2 separate regions of the Homo sapiens genome follow, and region 1 is linked to region 2. A link is an interaction called in ENCODE POLR2A ChIA-PET data of the cell type or tissue named here. Cell type or tissue: endothelial cell of umbilical vein. All regions are shown on one strand. Each heading gives the region's core, and the rest is flanking DNA. Links, peaks and the distances in the headings are about the cores only. Region 1 overlaps KMT2E (lysine methyltransferase 2E (inactive)). Region 2 overlaps LHFPL3 (LHFPL tetraspan subfamily member 3).

Evidence for each region. Peaks named below come from ENCODE experiments on the same cell type or tissue, not always from the same donor. Only the 100,000 strongest peaks of a DNase experiment are listed, where the experiment ranks them.
Region 1: POLR2A ChIA-PET joins it to region 2 with 5 read pairs; 3 of 35 experiments call an interaction of 5 or more read pairs at or near these places.

The regions. Positions count from the first base shown.
Region 1 is chr7:105,042,194-105,058,766 of GRCh38, forward strand. All of the region lies in intron 3 of KMT2E (lysine methyltransferase 2E (inactive)), which reads left to right. Among named protein-coding and RNA genes, the nearest start is that of KMT2E, 36 kb to the left of the region's middle. In endothelial cell of umbilical vein, for the core only: no CTCF peak of the experiment used is centred there; no DNase peak of the experiment used is centred there.
Region 2 is chr7:104,882,589-104,885,088 of GRCh38, forward strand. All of the region lies in intron 2 of LHFPL3 (LHFPL tetraspan subfamily member 3), which reads left to right. Among named protein-coding and RNA genes, the nearest start is that of LHFPL3-AS2, 43 kb to the right of the region's middle. In endothelial cell of umbilical vein, for the core only: a CTCF peak has its summit at 1,261 (motif pointing right); a DNase peak (open chromatin) is centred at 1,303; H3K27ac peaks cover 275 bases.

The DNA of each region.
Region 1 (16,573 bases), core at 11,649-14,148, 170 kb after region 2:
TTGACCAGGCTGGCCTCGAACTCCTGGGCTCAAGCGATCTGCCCACCTTGGCCCCCCAAAGTGCTGGGATTACAGGCATGAACCACCATGCCCAGCCATGTTTACAGCTGTTCTTAGGGTAATGCTGAATTTTTCATTTGTTTCGTACTTAATCATAAACAATTTTTTCTTATAATTTTTTTCACTTGTAATACATACAGAGCTCATTGTATTCATATAATGTTCTGTAAGTGTTAAGCAGCTCCCCTACTTTGAGCAATGTGTTTTATATAAAATATCTTAATCATCCCAGCAAAAAGGCAGGTATTATTTTCATTTTATAAGAAATGCAGCTCAAGGAGATTAACACATTTGCCTATGGCCACATAATTAATAAAAGGTAGAGTTAGGTTTGAACCCAGAGTTGCTTGGCTCCAGATTCATGCTGCCACATAGGTCAGAAGAGTCACATTTAGTTAATAGAGGAGTAAAATGAAGTGAAATGCCACATGTGATGAACTGAGGACAATTGTCATACCAAACTTCATTTGCTCTTTATTTTTAAATTTCTTACGTATTTTCATACAAATATTTAAAAATAATAGATTGTAAGAGAGAGAAAAGAAATGGACAGATTTTGATCGCAAATCTGAAGGAGTATATTGAGAAGTCATGGAGATTTTTTACACCTATTAATATAACAATTAGTATAACCTATTCATGTTATGCCTTCAATAACATACACTGGCTATGGTTATATTATTGAAATGTATGTTATTGGAGGTCTTAACACTCAAAGGGAAAATTAGAGGTTTTACCTAAGATCTAAGATGCTGGTATGAGCTTCTCATCAAAACCCACTTGCAGTTTGAGAGTTTATACAGAGAAGAAATTAAATTTTTAATTGGGAAGAAGAACATCCTTTAAGTCCAGTTTCTGAGGAATTAGAGCTTATTTATTCCATCATTCTAAACTGTTCTTTTTCTCTAAATGCCTCCTCAATTTAATGATTGGCATTTTTCCCTTTTTAGATTTTCAGTTCTAACTTACTTAAATTTCTTTTTTTCTTTTTTTTTTTTTTTGAGACGGAGTCTTGCTCTGTCGCCCAGGCTGGAGTGCAGTGGCGGGATCTCGGCTCACTGCAAGCTCCGCCTCCCGGGTTCATGCCATTCTCCTGCCTCAGCCTCCCAAGTAGCTGGGACTACAGGCGCCCGCCACTACGCCCGGCTAATTTTTTGTATTTTTAGTAGAGACGGGGTTTCACCGTTTTAGCCGGGATGGTCTCGATCTCCTGACCTCGTGATCCACCCGCCTCGGCCTCCCAAAGTGCTGGGATTACAGGCGTGAGCCACCGCGCCCGGCCACTTACTTAAATTTCTGCATTAATAATATATGATGTGGCTTAGGTGATAATTTGTGATGGTTTTTTAATGAATAAGGACATTTTGGTATAAAACAAATAAGATTTTAAATTTGTAAAGTGGTTCCAGAAAAATGTGGCAATATCAAATAGATTATTGCAAACAGAGTAGTGGTTGTTCTTCCTTTAAAGTTTTTGATGTTAATTTAGAATTACAACACATTTGGAAATAGCGTTTTTTCATTTTTAAGAATAGAAATATTACGTAAATAATTCAGCTCAGTGTGGTGGCTTATACCTGTAATTCCAGTGCTTTGGGAGGCTGAGGCAGGCAGATCGCTTGAGCCCAGCAGTTTGAAACCAGCCTGGGTAATACAATGAGACCCTGTCTCTACAAAATAAAAATTTTTTAAAAATTAGCTGGGCATGGCAGCGCATGCCTGTAGTCCCAGCTACTTGGGAGGCTGAGGTGGGAGGATCACTTGAGCCCAGGAGTTCCAGGCTGCAGTGAGCCATGATCGCACCACTGCGTTCCAGCCTGGGTGACAGAGCAAGACCCTGTCTCAAAAAAGTAAAACAAAATAATTCTACTTCTGATGACCAAAAATGTTCTCTATATTTGTAAAGTTAGTGAAGCAATGAAAATTAAAGTGGTATAAATTTAGGACTACCAGAATTTAGGCTTTGGGTAACTCTAGTCTAAAATAATATCTAGTACCATTTTGTAACATAGGCTGTTTGCTTCATTAAGTAAATAATCAACAGTCATAAATAGTACTCTGGTAAATTTCACAGGGATAGTAGGGACAATGCAGTTTGATGGGAAAAATGCTAAACCAATTTAAGGACTTTAAGGTATTTTTTTCTTTGCTATTATAATACCATGTTGACTTAGAATTAAGAGTTAGTTTATTTTACAGATATGGGCACTGAGACCCCAGAGTAGTTATGTGGCATGTCCCAAGGATATATAGTGACTTTAGTGGTAGAGGTAGGACTTGGAGGTAGGGTTTGTGACACTTAGATCAGTCATCTCCTGGTCTGTAAAACTGGAGATTGGATTATCTGCTCTATAAAATACCTCCTAGGATAGTGCCTGATTATCAGTTTGGAGCAGCAGTGACCCTATTTCCAAGAATAATTCCAGTCCCACTGCACTCAATCCCATACCAGGCAGGACACAGTAGCTGATCTACCAGTAGTTTTGTGACAGTGTTGTTGGGGGAGTCAATAAATTGCCCTCTGAAGATCCACTATCACCGATTCTAGGCCAGGAGAATGCTACTTTCAGTCTTTGATATCTCTGAGGGAAAGGAAACCACACCCTGATACTCCTTGGAGCCAGATGCAAACCAGCCTTACCACACTATTTGTTCTACCTGCTTTACTTACCAAGGCTTAGGAGCAGCATTTCACCTTCTCCAGGCTCCCAGTATCACCTGAAGGGGTCAAAGGTAGGGCCTGGGTGACTCATTTGGATTAAGTCTTGACCCTTTGTCAATTTTATCTGTTCCTCTAATTCCTGTAATTGGGCACGGTCTAAAATGTAGGTCCATTCAGATGTCCAAATCCTTATGGTGTTCTTCCTTTTATTAATTCTTCCACCTGCTATGTATAATTTAGTTATTACAGTGACCATGCTACCATCACATTAAGGCCCATGCCTAGTTCTCAGATCTTCTTACATTGCCCGATCTTGCAGCAGAATTTGATACTATTGACTCTCTTTACCTTTGGCTTTAGTGAAAATATATATTTTTAAGTTGTGGTAAAATAGATACAACATTTATCGTGTTAACCATTTTTAAGTGAACAATTCGGTGGCAGTAAGTACATTCACAGTGTTGTGCAGCCATCACTACTGTTTTCAAACTTTATCATCCCAAATAGAAACTCCGCATTCACTAAATAACTCCTTCTTTCCCCTTCTCCTAGTACCTCATAACCTCTATTGTAGTTTCTATCTTTATTTGCCTATTCTAGATACCTCATATAAGTGGAATTATAAAATACTTATTCTCTTATGTCTGGCTTATTTTACTTAGCATAATGTTTTCAGGATTCAACCATGTTATAGCATATACCAGAATTCCATTCCTTTTTATGGCTGAATAATAGTCCATTGTATAGATGTACTATATTTTGCTTATCCATTCATCTCTTGACGTACACTTGGGTTGTTCCTACCTTTTGGCTATTGGAAATAGTACTGCTATGAACATTGGTATACAGGTATCTGTTTGACTCCCTGTTTTAAATTCTTTTGGTTTTATAGCTAGGAGTGGAATTGCTAGGTCATAACATAATTCCACATTTAACATTTTGAGGAATCGTCGATCTCTTTTTTCCATCTGGTTTTCTTTTTATGGCATGATCTCCTTTTTAAATGTTTCTTCTTTTTCTTAAATATTTGTGTTTTCTAGGGATCTGTACTTCCTTACTTTTTAAACTGTCCTGGAGATGTCATCTACTTCTATAGCTTTCACTGTTTTTGCATGCTCATGACTTCCAAATCATCCTTACCTAATTCTCTCGTGGGCTCTACTCACATAGCCCTCTGCATTACTAGACCACTTAGATGTTCTGTGAGTAGTTCAAACTTAATAAAATTAGTACTATACTAATTCTCTCTTCTTTCCCTCGTCCTCTCTAATAAATTCACACCAAAAAAGCCGTCTTATTCATATATTCTATTTTTCACTCAAAGACAGCAATACACATAAGCCATAATTTTTCTAAAAACACATAAGTCATTTAATTTTCCCAGGTTTTTACATCACTGCTTCTTTGTTGCCTTTAAGTCTAAATTCAGACTCCTTTTAATAGTATGCAAAGGCTTTCTTTTTTTCTTCCTTTCTTTCTTCAAACTCCTGTTTGAATGGTTTCATGGTATTCCAGTCTAGAGGTATACCAAAATTAAGTTTTAATCAGTCTCATTGAATATGTACGTTGTTTGAGCCAAATATTGCATTGAAATTAGCATTTTGGCATAATTTTTGTACATGTCTTTAATGATTTACTTAGAATAAATGTGATCTAGAATTACTAGGTCAAATGGAATGCAAGATCTTTTTAAAGGCTACTGATATATGTTGCCAGATTGCATTCCTGAAAGTTTGTGTCTACTCAGAAGAAGTCAGTGCCCTGGCAATTTGGGACATTTAGTATAGGAGAAAGTAGGTTTATAGAATTTAACCCTTGAGAGTATCACATTATGATAGCATGTAAATACATCAAAATTTACCTTGCCATCTAATTTTAAATGTAATATATTCTGAGAAGTTAGGACTATGTACAATACAGTTTAACAAAATTGCCATTAAAATAGTTGTATTTTAAAAGTTGATGTGTCAAATGTGATCCCAAGACCGTCCACAGGCTCAAAGATTTGCTGGAAGGACTCACAGGATCCAGAATGTAGTTGTACTTATGGCTAAGATTTATTACAGCAAAAGAATCCAAAGCGAAATCAGCAAAGGGAAAAGGTACATGGGGTGAAACCTGGAGGAAAGCAGGTGCAAAATTCTATGAGGCTTCTCCCCATTGAGGCACATAGGATGCACTTAATTTCTTCAGCAATGAATTGTGACAACACATGTGAAATGTTGTCTACCAAGGAAGCTCATTAGAGACTGAGTGCCCAAAGTTTTTCTTGAGGGATGGCACGTAGGCATCTGCCTAGAATGTACCAAAATTCCAGACTCCCAGAAAGAAAATAAGTATACAACATAAACCATATTGTTTGTATAAACAGTGTAGGCAGAGTAAGCTGCCCTTATCATTTGAGGAAAGTTTCTTATCAATGTAGGGAACTGTTTACCAGCTAAATTCCCAAATGCCAGCCAAGGGCCACCCTTGTAAGGCGGCCTTTCTACCCTCTGGTAACTCTTGTCTGCACAGCTGATTTTTGCAGGATTAAGTTGAACTATATGAATGCCATTTTTATAGGTCAGAATTGGTCTGGTATCAGTAATTCTGTATTGTTAAACTTAATAGTAAGAGAAGAAGGAGTGAATTACAATTTGTTGAGCGCTGCTGTGCCAGGTAAATGTTTTACATGTGTTACTGCATTATTTTTATACTGTGAGTCCAATGTTAACTTCTTCTCAAAGATGTGAAAACAAAGTTTCAGAAGGGTTAACTAACTTCCCTGAAGTCACGGATTGTAAGTTATCAGAACTAGGGTGATATTCCTGGTCTATTTTAGATCCATGTCTTGCTTTTTCTCACTAAACCAGTGCTGTTAGCTATTGGCTGAATTTATGACTACCTGTGCTTTTCAAATACTTCTGCAAAAACAAAATATATAAAACAGATAAAAGGAAAACAACTCTGGTTGAAATGGAAGTGAAGGGCTTAGAACACTTTTAACCCTTCTCCTACCATAAACATTCCCAAGGATTCTAAGAGCTAGCACAAGACAATAACTGCTCTTAGGAAAAAGAAATGGAAATACCGTTTGTTTCAGCAGCTATGGTAGACAATTGTGTGAAATCCTTTTTTTTGGGGGGTGGATAGGGACTCAAAAAAGGACCTCAAGGTCGCACAGACTGGAGTACAGTAGTGTGATCATGGGTCACTGAAGCCTCCACCTCCCAGGCCCAAGCAGTCGTCCTATCACAGCACCCCAAGTAGCTGGAACTACAGGTACACACCACCACACTTGGCTAATTTTGTATTTTTTTGTACAGATAGGGTTTCATCATGTTGTCCAGGCTAGTCTTGAACTCTTGGGCTCAAGTGATCTGTCTGCCTTGGCCTCCCAACGTGCTGAGATTATAGGCATGAGCCCCTGTGCCTGGCCAAAATCCTCATTTTTTAACACCAGGAAATCTCATGATAATTTTATTCAGCCAAATGAAGGATTAAATACTGAGTTTTAAAAAAAACCCTATTGTGACTTTAAAATTTGATTATTTAAGGGGATAGAGTTTTAAAAACCTGGGTCAACATGTGACATTTAATACTAGATTTTATAGCTAGCTCAGTTTCTCCATACATTTTCTCATTTTTAAATTTAATTTGGTTCCTGATTGTTAAAAAAATACGTGTGTGTTATTGAAAATCCTCTTTTACTTGCCTAATTATTTTGGAATTTAGAATTAAATTTAGAGCAAGGATCAGCAGAACTTTCCTGTAAAGGGCTAAAGAATAAATATTTAAGACTTGCAATGATATGGTTTCTGTTGTAACTACTCAGCTCTGGTCTTGCAGCTGTAAAGCAGACTGTGTGTGTAAATGAATGGACATGACAGTGTTCCGATAACACTTTGTCTACAGAATCAGGAAGCAGGCTGGATTTGACCCAGGGTTCTAGTTTGCCTACCACTTATTTAGAGCAAAGGAATCTTGATAATATACTGTTTCCAACGAAGAGTACTATTTTTTCTCTGATTTTATTGGCTTAAGCAAGTACTATTTCAATGGTATGACTTTCTTTAAATATAATTAGGTAGAGGGAACAGCAAGTACACAAGCTCCAAGGCAGGAACAAATTTAGATTGTCCTAAAGAACAGGGAAAAAATATCAAACATGGGAGTAATAGACCAAGGGAAGAATATTAAGAAGAGATGAGAGGAGTAGGGCCTAGGGGCCATAAGAAGTTAAGATTTTAAGTGAAATAAGTGCTGGCCAGGCGTGGTGGCTCACACCTGTATTCCTAGCACTTTGGGAGGCTGAGGCTGGCCAGTTGCTTGAGCCCAAGAATTCAAGACTGGCCTTGGCAACATGATGAAACCCCATCTGTACAAAAAAAATACCATAGTTAGCCAAGTGTGGTTGCTTGTGCCCGTAGTCCCAGCTACTTGAGCTGAGGCGGGATGATCGCTTGAGCCTGGGAGGTCTAGGCTGCAGTGAGCTGAGATCACACCACTACATTCTAGCCTGGGTGACAAAGTGAGACCTTGTCTCAAAAAAAAAAAAATAAAGTTCTAATTCAGTGCTCTAAATTAGTAAATATTTATTGAGGGCTTGTTATATGCCAGCTACTGTTTTGGGTCCTGGGGACACAACTTCAAATCTAAAATTTTGTATTTATATTCAAATTCTGTTTTTTCTCTTACAAAACAGAAAAATGGCCAGGCGCGGTGGCTCACGCCTGTAATCCCAGCACTTTGGGAGGCTGAGGTGGGCAGATCACCTGAGATCAGGAATTCGAGACCAGCCTGCCGAACTTGGCAAAACCCCATGTCTACTAAAAATACAAAAAATTAGCTGGCTGTAGTGGCGGGCGCCTGTAATCCCAGCTACTCGGAGGCACACGCAGGAGAATTGCTTGAACTCGGGAGGCAGAGGTTGCAGTGAGCTGAGATCATGCCACTGCACTCCAGCCTGGGCGACAAGAGCAAAACTCCGTCTCAAAAAAGATAAAGAAAAAAGAAAAATGTCACTTTTAAAAAAATTGGAGTCCTGTTCCTCCACTTGCCCTCTGGATCTTACCCCTTCTCACCTTTTCAGAATCTTCATTCTTCCCTCTTGCCTGCAGTCATCCCATGTCTCTTGCATCTTCAGTTTCTCTATTAGATCATTCCTATCACATGTAAATATAACAGAATTATTTCCCTTTTTTATTATTTCATTTCTCTAATCCTCTTAAGAGCAAAACTCCTTGAGAAAGCTGTTTGTATTCATTATCAGGTTGCACAACACTACTATAACCTCCTGTGTTGTCAAACTAATTGGTAGTCTTCTATAATTTATATACATTTTTTCAGATTTGATGTAAATAATCATCCCTTCTCTTTCTTCCTACTAGGAAGGTTCAACTTTGGATTTCTAGGTACCACACTTAACTAACCACTATTGGTCATTTTTTCCTGGCTTATTCTGTTATGCCCAGGTGCTTTAAATGTCTAAGACTCAACTGCAGTCCCCTCTCCTTTTAAAAAACTTGGTTTTTAGGTTATTACCTGACTTTAAATATAATCTCTGTGTGTGGTTACCCTCAATTTTTTATGTCCAGTCATAATCTTCCTAAGCTCCAGACTTGTATACCCAAGTTGACAGCTTCACTTGGAATTCTTGATGTTCTTCTGCCCCCAACTATCTACTTTTGGTTATTGTTTTTTAGGCTCATCTATTTTTTTTCCTTTTCTTTTCTTTTCTCTTTTCTTTTTTCTTTCTTTCTTTCTTTTTTCTTTCTTTCTTTCTTTCTTTCTCTTTCTCTCTTTCTCTCTCTTTCTGTCTGTCTGTCTGTCTTTCTGTCTTTCTTTCTTTCGACAGACTCTTGCTCTGTCACCCAGGCTGGAGTGCAATGGCATGATCTCAGCTCACTGCAATCTCCACCTTCAGGATTCAAGTGAGCCTTGTGCCTCAGCCTCCTGAGTAGCTGAGATTACAGGTGGCCACCAAGCCTGGCTAATTTTTTTATTTTTATTCGAGATGGGATTTCACCATGTTGGCCAGGCTGGTCTCAAACTCCTGGCCTCAAGTGGTCCACCTGCCTCGGCCTCCCAAAGTGCTGGATTTACAGGCATGAGTCACAGCACCAGGCCTCATCTATTTCTTTCTTTCCTTCTTTCTTTCCTTTTCTTTCTTTCTTTCTTCTTCTTTCTTTCTTTTTTCTCTCTCTCTCTCTTTCTTCCTTTCCTCCTTTCCTCTCTTCCTCCCTCCCTTCCTTCCTCCCTTTCTTCCTTCCTTCCTTCCTTTTTTCCTTCCTTCCTTCCTTTTTTAGATGGAGTTTCGCTCTTGTTGCCCAGGCTGGAGTGCAATGGCACGATCTTGGCTCACTGCAACCTCCGCTTTCGAGGTTCAAGCGATTCTCCTGCCTCAGCTTCCCAAGTAGCTGGGATTACAGGCATGCGCCATCATGCCCAGCTAATTTTGTATGTTTACTAGAGGCGGGGTTTCTCCATGTTGGTCAGGCTGGTCTCAAACTCCCGACCTCAGGTGATACGCCCGCCTCGGCCTACCAAAGTACTGGGATTACAGGTGTGAGCCACTGCCCCTGCATCATCTATTTCTTTAAATGGCTACATCTCTATCCAGTTGCTTAAAACTCTAAGCTGTCAGTCTTGATTGGTCCTTTCCCCTTAACCCCTATGTCTAATTTATTGGTCTGTACTGGGTCCTCCTTCAAAGTATATTTTTGTTTTGTTTTGTTTTGAAATGGAGTCTTGCTCTGTCACCCAGGCTGGAGTGCAGTGGCACAATATTGGTTCACTGCAACCTCTGCCTCCTGGGTTCAAGCAGTTCTCCTGCCTCAGCCTCCAGAGTAGATGGGACTACAGGTGCGCGCCACCACGCCCAGCTAATTTTTATATTTTTAACAGGATTTCATCGTGTTGGCCAGGCTGGTCTCGAACTCCTGACTTCACAAAGTGCTGGGATTATAGGCATGAACCGCCGCGCCTGGCCAAAAGTATATTTTGAATCAGTACACTTTTATCCATTTCTACTGTTGTCCTCATCCAGGCCCTTGTAATCTCTTGACTAGACACTGGAGTGGAATACTCTCCATGTTTCTCTTTTGCCTTCTATCATTTATTTTCTGTAGAAGCTACTATGCTTCTTCTGAAGCATAAACCAGATCATACAATTCTCCCACTTAAAAAGCTTCCAGTGACTTTCTGTTTTACTTAAAATATTAACTTTTTATGACCATAAGGCCCTCCTTCCCTAATCTCGTCTCACTATTCTCTTATCTCACTATTACTTCCATATTGATTTTTTGTTGTTGTTCTTTTGAATATTTTACATTTGTTTCTGCCTTAGGGACTTTGTACTCGTGATTTCCTCTGCCTGGATCATTCTTATGTTCTTGGCATAATCTTAGCTAAACTCAAATATCACATACTAGTGAGGCCTCCCCTCTTCCATTATCTAAAATAGTATCTGAAATACTTGTTTTATTTCATTGCTGCCGTGCTTTATATTTTTACTAAAACATAAGCTTTATGACTATAAACATCTTGTCTGTTTTATCACTAATATCATTGTATCTACAATGGCTAGCACAGGGTTTGGCATATAGTAAGCATTGAGTCATGAATCATATTGCTTGAAGGTCATTTTTTATTTTTATTTATTTTTTATTTTTATTTCTGAGAAGGAGTCTCACTCTGTCGCCCAGGCTAGAGTGCAGTGGCGCAGTTTTGGCTCACTGCAACTTCTGCATCCTGGGTTCAAGCGATTCTCCTGCCTCAGCCTCCCAAGTAAATGGGATTACAGCTATGCACCACCACACCCAGCTAATTTTTTTTTTTATTTTTTTATTTTTTTTATTTTTAGTAGAGATGGGGTTTCACTATGTTCGCCAGACTGGTCTCGAACACCCGACCTCAGGTGATCTGCCCACCTTGGCTTCCCAAAGTGCTGAGATTACAGGCATGAGCCACTGCACCCAGCCTGTATTGCTTGAAGATCTAATAGTTAACCCTGAAGTTTATTATATTAAGAAGGATTATTGAATGCCCATATCCTAACTATACTTCAGTTGTTAAGAAGAGATAGAACTACAGCTAAACGTATTTTATAGCCTCTTCATTGTAGAAAGATGTACAAAAATACAGCACCTGACGGTGCTGTATAATTGAATGAAAAGTCCCTCATATATAAATAGTCTTTAAAAATTGGCATGATTTCAGTATATTGAATGCTAAGTTTTTTTAAGTCGCGGTTTTGGTTAATACCTGTTTTGGGAAGCTGGAAATTTTTTTAAAGGCATTAGGAAACTGGCAGAATTAAAATAGTGATGAGAGGGAGATTGAAATTTATTATTAATATCTATGTTATCTAAGTGATTGTTTACTGACCATGATATAATAAATTGAGACATAACGTAGGAAGAGAAGGGATGTAAAATTATTCAGTATAAAGAATTTTAACAAGTACTGGTATTTTTTGAGTGATAGTATTTTTACTATGAAATTTTTTGCATACTGTTTAATTGATGAAGGATTAAAGATCTAGTTTGCAGATCATATAGTTATAAGAATTTACGGACTTAAAATATATAATAATTTTATTCTCTCAACTCTAAAGTCTATATAAAGATTGCTTTTCAGAATTTATAGTAATGTGCTATAGATCAAAGATAGGCACTTGAAGCTGATTCTTGCTGGGCACACAGTGGCTCATGCCTGTAATCCCATCACTTTGAGAGATCAAGGTGAGGGGATCTCTTGAGCCCAGGATTTTTGAAACTAGCCTGGGCAACATAGTGAGACCCCTGCTGTCTACAAAAATTTTTTTAAAAATTAGCCAGGCATAGTGGCTCATGACTGTAATCTACTCAGGAGGCTGACATGGGAGGATCACTCAAGCCCCGGGAGTTTGATGCTATAGTTAGCTATGCTCACACCACTGCACTCCAGCTTGGGTGACAGAGTAACGCCTTCTCTCTTCAAAAAAAAGAAACAGGCGAGGCATGGTGGCACATGCCTGTAATCTCAGCACTTTGCGAGCCAAGGTGGGCAGATCACCTGGGGTCGGGAGCTTGAGACCAGCCTGGCCAACATGGCAATACCTGGTCTCTACTAAAAATAAAAAAACTTACCGGGCATGGTGGCACGTGCCTGTAATCCCGGCTACTACGAGGCTGAGACACGAGAATCACTTGAACCCGGGAGGTGGAGCTTGTAGTGAGCTGAGATACATCACTGCACTCCAGCCTGGGTGACAGAGCAAGACTCTGTCTCAAAAAAAAAGGCTGCGAAATTTTTTTTTTTTTTAAAGAAAGGCTGCAGAGAATTAAGAATTACTTTTGTTGATAGTGTAATTGATAGATTCATCAAAGTCTTTTATTTTCACAGGTCATTGTATCAGATGAACCTAATGATGGTTGATGTACCCTGTGTTCTGTACCTCATAAAAAATGAAGGCAAATCATTAAGACACTTGGCTCTGTAGTTGAAGGAACTCAAGGAAAAAAAAAGGAAAAAATTGGGGAATTATTTGTTGTAAAAGCAAGTTGCTCTGTCTGTCTGTCTATCTATCTATCTATCTATCTATCTATCTATCTATCTATCTATCTATCTATCTATCTGTCTGTCTGTCTATTTGAGATGGAGTTTTGCTCTTGTTGCCCAGGCTGGAGTGCAATGGTGCAGTCAGCTCACTGCAACCTCTGCTTCCTGGGTTCAAGCGATTCTCTTCCCTCAGCCTCCCGAGTAGCTGGGATTATAGGCATGAGCCACCATGCCTGGCTAATTTTGTATTTTTAGTAGAGTCAGGGTTTCACCATGTTGGTCAGGCTTGATCTCGAACTCCTGACCTCAGGTGATCCACCTGCCTTGGCCTCCCAAAGTGCTAGGATTACAGGCGTGAGCTACCACGCCCAGCCCGCAAGTTGCACATTTTAATATCTCTTTGTTAAATAAAAAAGTTACCACTTTGGACTCTGGATGCCATGCAGTCATGAGGATCACTTTGAAACTAGACATAGTGCCAAGTGCTTTTCAGAAAAGTGAAGAATTAGATTGAGCAGAGGAAATTTACCTATTTGTGAGTGAGGATGATGGAAGGAGTCTTGGAGAGGTAGTACTTTTTACCTTCTCTGATCAGTTTCAGGGCTTCTCCTGAGCCTACTGAATCTAGGAGAATTATTTACAGATTACCCAACCTCACATTTGAAGCTCTTAGTTTTATTTTGTCATACTACTACTCCACTTACATCATTAACTTGCTTGGGAGAGAGACAACCCATTAGTGGCTCTGTGTGTGTGGTTTTTGTTTTTCTTTTTAGGTTTTTTTTTTTTTTTTTTTGAGATGGGGTCTCACTATATTGCCCAGGCTGGACTCAAACTCTTGAGCTTAAGTGATTCCTCCTACCTCAGCCTCCCAAAGTGCTGGGATTATAGGCGTGAGCTGTTGTGCCTGGCCCTCTGTATAGTTTTTCAGGATAAGAGATCATATTCATTTCTTAGCTGGATACGCAGGGTTCTTCTTGAACTAGTCCTTGTCTATTCTCATCTCTGGCACATCCTCCACTCCTTTAACTGTTCTGAATTTTAGTAATTCTTTTTCAGTCTGTTCTTCGTAAACTTCAGTGAACATAAAATTGAAGGTGTTTATTAAAATGTAGATTTCTAAGCTCAATCTTTAAACATTCTGGTTCATTACATTTAAGTAGAGCTGTGAAAAGTAACATCTTGCACTACAGGTAATTGTGCTGCTGGTTGTCTGTAGATCATGCTTAGAGAAACGTGCTTAAATGTGTCATGTTGTTGTTATCTCTGACTGCATGTGTGCTTTCTGTCTGGAATACTTTCTCCATCTCTTTGCCTTCTCTATTTCATGGACTTGTTAAATTGCCATTCTTTAAAACTTGCTTAAATGTGACTACTATTATGAAGGCTCCTGTGCATACCTCTGATGGCACTACTGTAATTATTGTTACACTTGTTTGTTTGCCTGTTAGTTTCTTAAGAAGAAGGATCACTTTTTTTTTTTTTTATTTCCAGCATTTGGTACAGTATCTCACTGCCTGGTGCTTACTGTGTGCTCAAATGTTTATTGATTGAAAGAAAACTATATTATTGTAAGTTCCTTGAAGGCAGAGACAGTGTCTTATCTTTGTATCTCTGATGGTTGCTAGTGAACATTAAGCCCTCAATATTTGTTTAATCAGTGCTATCAAAGTGGTTTAAATGGATGTAGTCTCCAGGGGTCTCTGAGCTTTTTGATGTTTTAAAAATTTGCTATTTAATTTGGAGCTAGGAAAAAAAATTAAGTATATTTAGAATCATTCCGGATGACTACCATTTTATACCAAATGTTGCCATGAGATTTCAGTGCAAGTACTTGAATTTGTGTCAGATGTTTATGTTATAAACACACAGAGAGGTACAGTTTATTGTGAAGTTTTTCTAAATCCAAACCTCCAAAGGAAAATCTGGCTCTATCTATTACAAGGGTTTAGACATTACTTGCTTTTGAGAGACTGCTTACATGAATAAACACTATTCCTGAAGTCTGACCTTTACATGCTACTTGAAGATTCCACCTGCCATGTTTTCTTGTCTTTTTGCATATGCATGGGGTATTGTCTTCCTCCAGCATTACTGGGTTTTTCCTATATGTTATTTGTAGTAAATTTCTTTTACTAGGGTGATAGGTTCTGTCTCCTCTAGCAAAATTAGTGATTTATTTAAAACAGGTGTCATTGGGCTTGTACATAGAACCACTCTATTGGAAGTTTGAATTATTGTGAACTAAAGTTATAAAACAATTTTTAAGGAGCTTCAGACAGAGTATTTGTAGTTGTACTTGAGAACAAATTCTGAACAAGTAAGTAGTGTAATGTATCTGTGTAAGGCATTATAGTTGAGAAAATGCATTTTCACATCCTTTATAACATTTGAACTTCATATTGCTGGGAAGAAGGTAAAACAAATATCCTTATTCCCACTTTACATATAAAAAACCTCAAGTTCAAGAGAGGTCAATATGGCATTCTTTCTACTGGAGAAAATGCCTCGTTATAAAAGAGTTTGGAAGAAAAAATAATAGATGCATGACAGAAGATTGTTAGCAGAGCACAAAAATAATTGTGTGAAAAGTAATAACAATACAGTAAATAAGTGCTTCATGAATCCTAAAATTATGGAGTTGAAGCAGTCAAGAAAGGACTCTTAAGAATACTTGAAATAAACCTTGAAAAATGTGTTGAAATTAAGGAGTAAGGGTTAAGAGTTATTCTACAAATAGGGGTTTAGAAATGCCCAGGACATCTTTGTGAGTGGGAGGAAAAGCGATAGACTACTATTCTTGCTGGCACCCAGTGTATAGAGATTCTAAATGTAAGATAAAAATGCTTGGAGAACTTTTTTATTTCCACTTTTTAGTATGGAAATGCAGATATATACATGACAGTATGTAAAACAGAATAGTAATCCCAGTTGGCCGTTACTTAGCTTCAACAGTATTCAAAGTTTTGCCAATCTTGTTTCATCTGTCTTTGAGTTGTTTTTTTTGTTTGTTTTTGTTTTGATACAGAGTCTCACTCTGTCAACCCAGGCTGGAGTACAGTGACATGATCATAGCTCACTGCATCTTCAACTTGCCTGTCTCAGGTGATCCTTTTGCTTCAGCCTCCTGAGTAGCTGAAGCCTAGGACTATAGGTGTGAGCCACCATGCCCAGCTAATTTTTTCATTTTTTGATAGAGGTGGGATCTTGCTGTGTTGCCCCGACTGGTCATGAACTTCTGGCCTCAAGTGATCCTCCCTTTTGGCCCCCAAAAGTGCTGTGATCGTAAGCGTGAGCCACTGCGCCCAGCCTCTTAAGTATTTTAAAACAAATTCCCATTTCTCTCATGTATTATTTCACCCATGTATTATTCAGTATCTATCACTAACAGTTGAGGACTTTTTTGTTCTGCTACAGTACTATTATATAACAAAATTAACATAAAGTATCCAGTTCATCTTCAAATTTTCTCACTCGTCTCAAAAATCTTTTTGTGATGTGTTCAAATTGGGATCCGATCGAAATTCACACATTGCGTTTGCTTGAAATGTCTCTTGAATCTCTCTTCATCTATAACAACCCCCTCTTTTAAAATTTGTTTTCCTTTGTGCTGTAGACCTGGTGAAGAAACTGGAAAATTCAGCCTATAGAAGTTTTAACATTCTGGAGTTGGCTGATTGCCTCCTTCTGGTGTCATGTAATATTCTACTTCCCCCATATTTCTGATAAACTGGTATTTGGATTTAGAGATATAATTAGCTTCGAGTTCTGTTCTTTTCCTTTTCTCTTTTTCTATTTTTCTTTTCAGTATGATATTTTATAGGTGGGACTGTGTGCTTCTTATCACATAGCATTAGGAGAGGCAAATAAAGCTTGGTTGTCTAACTCCTAATGATGATATTAATGATCAACAGATTCAGGTGTTGTCATCTTATCTACCTATCAACCTTCTACCTAAGACTCTTAGCATCCATGGTTATTTGTTGCCCAGATATATAACCTCTTAAGGGTTGCAGTTTAGTTATTTTTCTAATTTATTTATTCCTTCTGCATTTTTTAGCTGTTGGGGAATTTCTAAAAGAAGCAGTCAGCACCTAAGTATTGGCTTATGTATTAACAAGAGAATATACTTACATTTTAGTTTTAGAGCTGAGTTGCATGTTAGAATCCCCTTTTATGCATTTCAGTTGTTCTACTTGTTGGAAACAGAATTCAGAGTTTTGAAAAGGTGACTTCATCTACAAATTATGGTGGTTTTGACCATACCTTATTGCTTATATATTGGGAATAATTTCATTACCTGCTACTAGGTTGGTGCAAAAGTAA
Region 2 (2,500 bases), core at 1-2,500:
ATCCATAGAGACAGAAAGTATCTTAGTGGTATCCAGGGCCTGAGGGGAGTGGAGAATGGTGAGTGACTGACAGTAGGTATGGGGTTTTCATGGTGATGAAAATATTCTAAAATTAGATAGTGGTGATAGTTGTACAACTCTATAGGTATACTAAAATCACCGAATTGTATACTTTTAAGAGGTGTTTTATGATATGTGAATTATGTCTCAATAAAGCTGTTATTTTTAAAAGTTTCTCTCCCACAAGACTTCCTAGTGGGAAATAAATCCTGAAGATGGGGGAAGGGTATGATTTATATTGTAGTTAAGGCGACTGGCTGCCTCATTTGCCTGGGACTGAAGGCATTCCCGCATGTAGAACTTTCAGTGCTAAAACCAGAAAAGTCCTGAGCAAACCACGCAATGTTTGAGACTTACTTATACTAAAAAACTGTCAATGTTTATCGGAAATTTAACTAGGCATTCTGTATTTTTATTTGCTAAATCTGGCAACTCTATGATGATCCAATTTATTCAGATCAAGTTGAAACAAAGAGCTAGAATTAAGAGAAAAAGCAAAGAGAAACTAAAAGAGTTTGGAGTTAAGGAAAAGAGCTCCCAAAGCATTTTCTAACCTTGGCCAAGACTATGGCAAGATAGTTTTGCCGAGATCTCTTTTCATAACATTCTAACGTTCCCTCATTTCCAAAGTATGTATCAAAGAGTTCATATTGGAGGACTCTTAAAAACTGATATTAATAGTTACATGAAATAATATGTTTCTTAAAGGTATTTCATCTTGGATGAAGCTTAAATTAAGCTTCCTCCTGGCAGCTGAGTGCATGATGAATTGTATTATAAGTAAGTCTATTTTTAGCCCACTAGTGCATTGGCAGACAGGCTGTTAAAAATAAAAGCAGGCCTAGTAGAATACAGAAGCCCGGGGAGCTTTTCCTTACTATTTAATGAAAATGAAGCGGGTTCTCTGAGCCTATATGGTTGGAGGGAAGGTGAGGTGTGTGCAGCTGTGATCAGGTTACAAGGCAGTGGCTTGTAATTTATAAATTAGTGTGTAACGTGTCACTGAGGCAGAAGCTGAGGGACGTAGCACTAACGGGAGTTTCCTGAAATTGCTCAGATAATGGGAGAAAAGAGTTTGCGTGTCTGATCAGGTGGGAAGTGTGATATTTTAAGAATCTTCCATATTTCCCTGCTGGGGAGCTAGGACTCAGTTCATTGCTTGTTCTTGCCTGGACGCCGCACACCAGGTTAGCAGCCACCAGGGGGCACCAAAGCAGCCCATCCCAGAGGAAAGCGTGGGCCTCTGAGCCATTGAAATTCACTCCTGAGCACACTTCCCTTTGAGCCCGCATAACCTGATGATGGTGCAGATTCAGCAGTGCAACACGTGGTTGGGGCGTGTGGATATGGAATCACACAGACAAGGCTTCTGGGTCTAGCCCTGCCTCGTAAAACTTTTACAGCCTCTGTAATCCCCAAACAGAGATAATAAGAAGTGGTAAGAATTCAATGAGCTGGAAAGCTCATTAATACCTATACCGTGCCTGATGCGTGATAAGTGCCCAAGTCTTCGGTACACGCCAGAAGCCTGGGGTTGTAGGGTGGGTTCAAGTACTAACAACATCACGGAGAAGGCATCTGCTTCCATTCCCTTCTATTCTGGGCTCTCTTCCCCCTTCCTCTTTCCTTCCACTTCGTTCTCTGTTTAGTTCAAAGGCCTTTGTTTTGGCAGCTTGCCAAGCATGTCCTCCTGAGATAGGCCCTCTGACCGCTCCCCTGTCCCCAAGTTCTGTCCAATCCTCTACCTCGGTATTTCCCAGTGTGGTTCACCAGCCACCTGCACCAGAATCATCCGGACCTACCAAGTTGGAATATCTGGGAATAGAACCTAGGAATCTGCATTTCAGTGAATTTCCTAAGTGAATTTTACACGTGATAAAGCTTGAAGACTTCTGATATAGTCTTAGTAAGATCTTTTTTTAATAAAAAGAATATAGTGCAGCCTGATCTCAACCAGCTGTTAGGAGGGAAATTGGCTGATTATCTGATTAAAGTAATTCACATTGAATTGTGAAGAACAAATAAACTCCCCTTTCAGGAGAATTTGCATTCTGACATTTTGCAAGCCTGGATGAATTTCAAAATGGTGAAATGTGTGGGTTGAGTATTTGAAGAAAATGACCTTACCTCTGACCCAAGCTTCAAGGGGAGACTTTGTCTGCACCTGGAAAGGAGGGGTTCTGTAACTTAACAGCCCAGGCCTCCTAGCCTAGAATCACCTGAAATTCAGTCCCAAGGACACCAATTGGTGGAGAGAAGGAGAAGTGGAGTGGGAGGTGCAAGAGGAGGAATGGGCAACTCAGGAAAGGATAGAAGAAGGGAAGGTCAGCAGGCAGGGGAGAGGGAAGAGGAGAGGAAGGAGAACCCTCTCAAATATCCCCATCCTCATAGCACTCAGTGCTGAAGATCTATGTAGGTGCAGCGTGGACTAGTGGAAAAC